Linked DNA regions of Mus musculus: all the other regions are linked to region 1. Evidence: chromatin loops called from intact Hi-C (ENCODE). Cell type or tissue: heart. All regions are shown on one strand. Region 1 holds the start of Gm51696 (a long non-coding RNA gene). Region 2 overlaps Slc22a13 (solute carrier family 22 (organic cation transporter), member 13). Region 3 overlaps Vill (villin-like).

The links. Peaks named below come from ENCODE experiments on the same cell type or tissue, not always from the same donor. Only the 100,000 strongest peaks of a DNase experiment are listed, where the experiment ranks them.
Region 2: a loop joins it to region 1, with 8 times the contacts of the local background. A loop is called at or near these places in 4 of 42 quality-filtered maps.
Region 3: it touches region 1 in a loop (9-fold over the local background); 37 of 42 quality-filtered maps call a loop at or near these places.

Annotation. Positions count from the first base shown.
Region 1 is chr9:118,919,734-118,922,233 of GRCm38, reverse strand. It overlaps Gm51696 (a long non-coding RNA gene), which reads right to left and starts at 1,623. Exons shown (of 2, transcript XR_003948271.1): 1 at 1,213-1,623; 2 at 410-731. In heart, a CTCF peak has its summit at 1,282 (motif pointing left); DNase peaks (open chromatin) are centred at 1,193 and 2,063; H3K27ac peaks cover 18 bases; H3K27me3 peaks cover 602 bases.
Region 2 is chr9:119,191,125-119,193,624 of GRCm38, reverse strand. It overlaps Slc22a13 (solute carrier family 22 (organic cation transporter), member 13), which reads left to right. Exons shown (of 10, transcript NM_133980.3): 9 at 1-53; 10 at 251-651. The coding sequence ends at 344. Among named protein-coding and RNA genes, the nearest start is that of Slc22a14, 2.0 kb to the right of the region's middle. In heart, a CTCF peak has its summit at 1,210 (motif pointing right); no DNase peak of the experiment used is centred here.
Region 3 is chr9:119,066,758-119,069,257 of GRCm38, reverse strand. It overlaps Vill (villin-like), which reads right to left. Exons shown (of 20, transcript NM_001164567.1): 14 at 2,378-2,500; 15 at 1,702-1,847; 16 at 802-946. Among named protein-coding and RNA genes, the nearest start is that of Gm51697, 7.1 kb to the left of the region's middle. In heart, a CTCF peak has its summit at 1,451 (motif pointing right); a DNase peak (open chromatin) is centred at 1,447; H3K27ac peaks cover 343 bases.

The sequences.
Region 1 (2,500 bases):
TGTGTGTGTGTGTGTGTGTGTTCCATGCCTTCAAGGTCTCTGGTACCTTCCTTCCTCTAACTTTCCCTTTTAGGAGCCCAGCCTAAAGGTGGCAATTCTCTTGTTGGAGAAAGAGGAAGTAGTTTCTGGACAGAGAGAGAGACACTCGTGGTGAATGCACCATAGAGCCTGCCCTTGGGGATTTGTCTCTCTGGGACACTAGGACTTGGGTGAGATTTCTCTCGCAAACATCCCTTCTCTCATAGTGGGTACCAGAAAGTCCCAAGGAGCCCCACTCCAGCCTAGGCAGACCACACCATGCCTCACCTACACTATACCTCTGTGCTTTAATATGGAAGGCTTAGGCCTAACGAAGCAGGCAAAACACTCAAAGGAGGCTCACGGCATAGTAGACAAAGCAGAGGGATAATTACTGATGGCCCAGAGAAGAGCTGGTTTATTCTGTAGGGAGTCCTCACAGAATGATTGCCCAGAGTCGTCTTTGAGGCTTTAGTCTTCTGAGTGAGTGGACTTCTGCCTCCAGTGTGCACAGAGAAGGCTGGGTAGTGATGGAGGAAGAGGGCCCAGAAGGCCAGGCTGCACCAGCACTTCAACCTGTGAGTAAACTGGAGCACTGATGACTTCTTCTTTAAGGTTTATTTTTAATATACGTGCATGGATGTTTTTACCTGTATGTCGTCTGTCCAGGTGCCGTGTGTATCCGAGGAGGCCAGAAGAGGGCGTCAGATCCCCTGGAACAGGAGATAGTTGTGGGCCTCCATGTGGGTGCTGGGGTCGAAACTTGGGCCCTCTGGAAGAGCAGCCAGTGCTCTTAACCAGCTCCCACTCACGGATAACTCTTTGCAAAAGGAAGCAGCATCTCTTAGCTAGAGCATGTCTGTGGGTTGACAGAAGAACTCAAGCCAGCTTTAGCAACGTTAGGGAGTCTGCTAGCTTACATAACCAAAGCCAAAGCATGGGTACGTGCTTGAGATCGGGACATGACGTCATCCCTAATGAGATTGGGGCATGACGTCATCCCCAAGGGGTCAACAGCTCACCCTCACCAGCGATCTATCCACTCATGAAGACCCGCTATTCTCATCACACAGATTCTTCCCCTTGAATACGGTGTCCAGGGGCTCTCAAGCCATCCACACTCTGCATACATCCCCAGGGATGCCCTCTACCTGACCTCAGGCAGGGGGTGCTTGCATACTGTATGCTTCCTACCAATAAAGACACTGATGCCCAAGAATAAAGTCCCAGAAATGGGTCAGTGGTCCAGCAGGTGCAGCCTGCCCCCTGGTGGCTGAACATTGTGAGTTCCTTGCCGTGTCAAGCTGGGTGTGGCTCTTCCAACTACCAGCTCCTTAGGGCTAGCTCAGCCAGAGAGGGTCCAGCCTTGTTTCTATTCCATCCAGCTGCTGTGATTAATAGAAGAGTCCTTGGGAATGTAGGGGTCTGGGGAGGACAGAGAACAGGATCCAGAGTGACGTGTTCTGTTGGCATCCAGTCTCAGGAAGACATCCACCAGAGTGGATGGTGGCCACTGGCAAAGAAGAAAAAGGCAGCCAGGCTGATGAACACGGGGGCTGGCAGGGGATTTGGTATAAAGCCGTTCAGGAAGTGTTTTCAAACCTGGGAACATTCCAAGTATATCTAGAAAGCAGAGGAGGGTATACCCTTTCCCACACTACCTCCAAAATCCCAGATATTCTCTACCAGAGAACTTGGGTACAAGAACGGGCTACTTGAAAACCAAGAGTCAGGGGAGGATGTAGCCCCACCCTGACCCCCTATTATGATGGAATAGCTCCTGAGCAAAGTAAGCAACCCCCATGTGCCCTCAACCCAGCAGTGGCTTTGAGTCCTAAAAGATCAAGGAGGCCCAAGCTGATTTCACAACTGGAACCCTTTGAGGTGGGACCTCATACGTTGTGCTCTCCGCCCTCGCCCCACACAAACGCTGGGTTGTCCCAGGCTACTGATGAAAAGTAGCCGCACATACACAGCCTTATTCGTGTGGTTTGGGGTATCTGTGTGCATGTGTGGCCCTCGCTGGGAAGACTGCTGCCTTCTCCAGTCACTCACTCACCATGGGCTTTGACAGGAGGCTGCCCGTGGTAACTGCCTGCTGGCATCATTCCCATGGGCGGGGCCCCAGCCAGGCTGGTCTGGTTGGCACATGCAGCCACATGCTCAGCTGTACACAGGCTCATATACATGCCAGGGCACCAGGCACACGTGATGAGACTATCTGCCCAGCTGGTTTTTCTACGTTGGCACTGCCTGTTCTTCACTGTCTTCCCTACCTGGGCTCCCACGTGTCTGCCAGGACAGTGCTCGAAACTCCTCCTGCTCCCTTTGAACCCAGCTGTCTGGGTCTCAGATTCAATTCGTGGGTGAGACTAGGTCTCTACTTCATTTCTGCTTGGCGCAGCAGTTTCCTCGGAGGCCTGCGTAGAAAGGCTGAGGCTGCTGGCTTCCTCTCTCATATGTGTTCATGCCTCATTAATCG
Region 2 (2,500 bases), 270 kb before region 1:
GGCCAGACCCTGAAGGACACCCTCCAGGACCTGGAGCAGGGGCTCCCTGCAGGGTAATCACAGACTTGCTGGCCTCTCCCCAGGCCCAGTCCTCCCCACTACCTTTACTCTATCTGTTACTGGCTATCATAGCACCACAGCTGTCCGCCTGGCTTTAGAGCACATTTTCCCTTCTTTAAGCAGGGGATGCTAAGAGAACCATCTCGCACAATGTGTTGGGTAGCTGCTGACTGTCTTTTGTTCCCTGCAGGTCCCACAAAACAGCACCCCAAAGACAAGACATGGAGGCTTTGGGAAGAACTTCCAGTGTGAGGGTGGCTGTTGTGAAGAGCTCGTACTTCTGACTGTGGCTGCTGAGGGCCAGCCTATCAAGAGCAGAGGACAGCGCACATGGCATCTGTAGCACACAGGATCAGATCAGCCGTGTTCATGCTCCCTACTCCCTTTTGCAGAGCCCAGAGGGAGTATCAGGGACAGTACCCTTCCCTCTTCCACACTTCTCATACACAAACTGCACCCCAGTACCACGGCTGAGTCAGGGTCGCTCTCAGTCTTCTCCGACAGTCTCTCTGGGGTTGTGGCCTCACCAGTCTCCCTGTCTGGGATACCCCATCCTCATAAAGATAAAAAAAAATAAAACAAAACAAAAAACAAAAAAACAAAAAAACAAACAAACAAAAAAAACCCCACAACAGCCTGTTCCCAAGCAAAACCAGCTCCAACTCCAGAGCAGGGCAACCACCAGGGCAACTGTGGCAGCAGGCCAAGAAAGAAGAACATTATGCCCTATGTCCTTTGAAGAGCCTTCCTGCCCGACCTGTGGCCAGTGTGTGCCTCACCTGTGTGAGGCTGGCGATGGGAGGAGACTGGTCAGCTCTGCCTCCACCCACTGTGCCCAGCCTCCCTGGTGCTTGGGAAGAGAGCAGGGTTCCTTACATTCAGCTGCTGTCCCTTGCTCTTTCCCAGGGTGCCCCGGCTCATCAGCAATTCTGCCTCTGATGGCTGCTAAGAGCTGGCTCTGCTACACTCACTCGTTCATGGGCTGTTTGGAGGTTCTCCGTGCATTCTGTTAATCAGGTTATTTTAGTGGTAAGACTTCTGGGAGCCCAGAGGAGATGCCACCCTGGCCTGATCTCCACTCATGGTAGATCCAATAGAAGGGAATTTTCCTGGGGACTTGGTGGCTAGCGTAGGCCAGTCCACACCTGTCCCCTAGAGGGCGCTGTTGAACGGAGACTCGCCAGTACACAGAGACCTGCCTGCTGTTCAGTGCTGTGGTTGTCTTTGCTTTGTCAGAGCTCAAGCACTGGGGGGCAGAGATCCTCCAGATCTGGGCCCCAGTCTTCCCATTTTACAGTGGGTGGCTTTGCCCAGCATGACGGAGGCCCTCCCTGGACGTAATCCTCAATGTTCTCACTACCCCACACACTTGCACAGAATGGATGATTTATTTCATAGGTTACATTATAACCTCAAACTCTGCCTAGGCAGGAAAAGCAAAGAGGTATGGCAGTCTGCTCTCCTCGGGTGACTTCTGAGCTTAAGACCACCATACTCTGCATATCTTGAATTTTTGACTTTTATGTCCAAGCCCTAAGATGTTCCCATATGCTGGGCGTGGTGGCGTGCGCCTTTAATCCCAGCACTTGGGAGGCAGATTTCTGAGTTCGAGGCCAGCCTGGTCTACAAAGTGAGTTCCAGGACAGCCAGGGCTACACAGAGAAACCCTGTCTCGAAAAACCAAAAAAAAAAAAAAAAAAAAAAGATGTTCCCATTCTCCTTATCGTGACTTTGACACACTCCCGGGGGCCTGTTCCCTCTCATCCAGTTCCTCTCCCAGGTGTAAACCTGTGTCCTTGGAGCTGTTGACCAAAGCCAGTGGACACCCCATGTTCTCAGCCCTTTTTGGAAGAATTCTGCCCTCTGCCTCTGCACACAGTTGTGAAAGTTCTTCACAGCTGGGTGAAGGGCCCTCTGCTCCTCAGTGCTGCTTCTTGGCTATCATGTCCCTTCATCTGTCAAAATCTGTGGTAATATCTCTCTCTCTCCCTCCCCCTCCCCCTCCCCCTTCCCCCTCCCCCTCCCCCTTCCCCCTCCCGCTTTTTACATGGGTCCTCTCTGCTTATGTGCCGAGCCCTTGGCCTGCTGAGTTGTCTCCTATGTCTGCCTCCTAATTTTTCTTAGCCAGTTTTGCCAGTGTCCTGAGCAGTATTTTCTGTGCTGATGGAGAAGCTGGGCAAGTCTAGACCCCAACCTTTTTTGCTCTCATTCCTGCTTCTTGCCAGGTATCTGTGAGCCATGACTTTGGGCTAAAGTTAGGGTCCCTCATGTCTCCTGCTTCTCCACAACTAGTTCAGCCTGGCTCCTTGTCCTCAGCTGATTCCTTACCCCTACTCTAAGCAAAAAGACCAGAGTCCTGTTTCTACCATCAGAGGCAGGCTGTGGCTTCTAGGGAGGTGGGCCAGACAAAGGCAGTTCTAGCAATGGTGACATGTCCTTG
Region 3 (2,500 bases), 150 kb before region 1:
TGGTGGGCTGTGCAGTGGGGGAGAGGGGGTGGAGTCTGGGCTTGGGTTTCCTCTGAGATGTCCTCAGGGCTCAACCTTATCCCAACAGAGACAGTAGCATACACAGTCACACACGACCACGCACACACTCACATACACACGCACACGCTACCACACACAATGACATGCGCACGGTATCGCAGCTGCAGAGACACTTTGCCCGTTGCCATAGAGCCAGATAGCTGACCACAGCCAGTTACTGTCATCTAATGTGTGCACATAGACACGTCACATCTTGTTACCTGTCACGTAACAATTTCTGGCTGGTCGTGTATACCATCTCATGGGCTCACAGAATTCTACAGACTCACAAATGCAGTTGCTCTGTCACACCAACAACCAACCCCATGTTCCCCCTTTTCCTCTCACACAGACACGTGCACACACAGTTACAACTGGTGTGGCCAGTTCTTGTTCGTACTGGACTATACTGGACTGCACAACTGCTTGCATGGTCTGGTTACCCACAGCCGTAGCTACCCAAATGTGCAGGTTCAAAGAGTCCCCTGTGCTACCCAGTCAGACCCTCCACATCCTGCGGTGCCGTGTAGCTAGGCAGAGCCTCAGTCACACACAGCATCATGGGGCACACAGCATTACACACAACACGCACGGTCACAACCACATACAACCTGACTCTATTACACCCGGACTCTGAGTCCACGGCAACAATCAGTCACAGGCTAGACTCTCCTTCACGCCCAACCACACTGATGCACACCCTGAGTTCCCAGCCCAGCCAAACAGGAGTGGCCACTTTACCTCCTGACAGGTGTCTAGTAACATGATGTCATACTTGTCCAAGTCCTCTTGGCCAAAGAACAGCACTTCCGTGAGGACCAGGCAGCCTGCGTGACTGGAGCACTCGAACAGTCGGGGCTGGATGCTCCACACCTCCTCGGGAAGCCTGTCCGGAGGAGGGGCTGTGAGGGGGCACAGTCTGGACCACACTGGCCCTTGGCATGGGTGCTCTCCCTACCTCAGGGAAAGCAGCTCTTTGGGACAGGAGCCCTGGGCCTTCCTCTGCCCTCCACCTACCTCAACTTCCTTTAGGAGTACCTGCTCCAGGGCAGGGTCCCTTTCCTTCAATGGTGACCGAAAACCTGTCAGCTGCTGAATGAAGTCATCAGGGTTGGCACTGGGGAAGGGGACTCCTGGCCTAGTGTGGATCATTGAACGGAGGCCCTGCCTTCCCTAGAATGGGAGTCCCCTAAACTTAGTTAAGTCAGGAAGTGGCCTCAGGTCCAGGGTGGAAGGAGGGGACCGAGGCTGGGAGCTAATGAGACTTGGGTGGGCGGCAGGGCCCAGGGCTCCTTCCTTCCTTGAATTTTTACTCTGTTCTTACCTCCTATGCATGCCTTGACTGGTTAGGGATCACCTTTAGTGGCAATGCAGGGAGTGGATTCTGCCAGCAGAGGGCACCATTTCTCCCTGTTAGCCCTGACACTGCCCCCCTTAACGTTACCCCAGGGCTGGAAACAGCAAGGTAGGCTTGACTCGAATGGCCCCTGCAGGAGGAGGACTAAGAGTCCCGCAGATTTAGTCCAGATCTCTGTGTGACCTTCCACTGGGAACGTCCTTAGGAAACCTGGCCAGAGGAGGGCTCACCTTCCAGCCTCAATTCTTCCTCAGAATAAACATATTCTCCCCTGATTCTGTTACCTCTTGTTACTGGGATAGGGGGCCCGGCCTCCGAGGGCTTCCCAGAAGTAGAGAGGCTCCTGACCCTCCAGCACTGTCTCCTTGTTATTCCCTGGGAAGACACTGACCACCGTCCGCGCCATCTCACGTTGGTCCCCATGACAGCCCTGGCAAGCAGAAGCTGGGTCAAGCTCTACAGACCTTCACCTCCAGTCCTATCCACTGGGTCCTCTGGGGAGCTGCACCTGAGCAGAGGGAGGCACCTCTGGGGACCTCCCTTTCAGTCCCCCAACTGTAACCCTATAGCCCTATCTGGGTTCAGAACATGGTTGAGAGAATCTAGGCTTGGAGTCATCTGTGGTTTATGCTAAACATAAGAAAACAAACCAACATCAACAACAACAACAACAACAACAAAACAATCAAGCAAACTAGACGAGGTCTCCTTTTCCCAGAGATGCTTGGGTAAGTCCCCAAGCAGGAAGGGAGGCAGCCAGAGCCAGGCTATCCTACCCTGAGGAACCCCAGTCCCCTTGTGACTATGTAACTTCCCCAGATCTATCAGGGTCTTGGGCCACTCCACACCACCCACAGCATCGTCTCCACTGGACCATCTCTGTGGACTAAGTCTGCAACTGTGCGGAGGGGAACCCATCTCTGGCCTAGCACCACCTTCCCAGGGGGAAGTCACTGGTACCTTCCCAAACCAGAGATAGCAAACATGACTTGTGATCAGAAAGAAGACGTCACCAGAAGTGAGGGAGGAGGCACGGGCCGGCACCTCCATAGTTCTGGTGTTGTGGCTCTCGGTCCCTTGCAC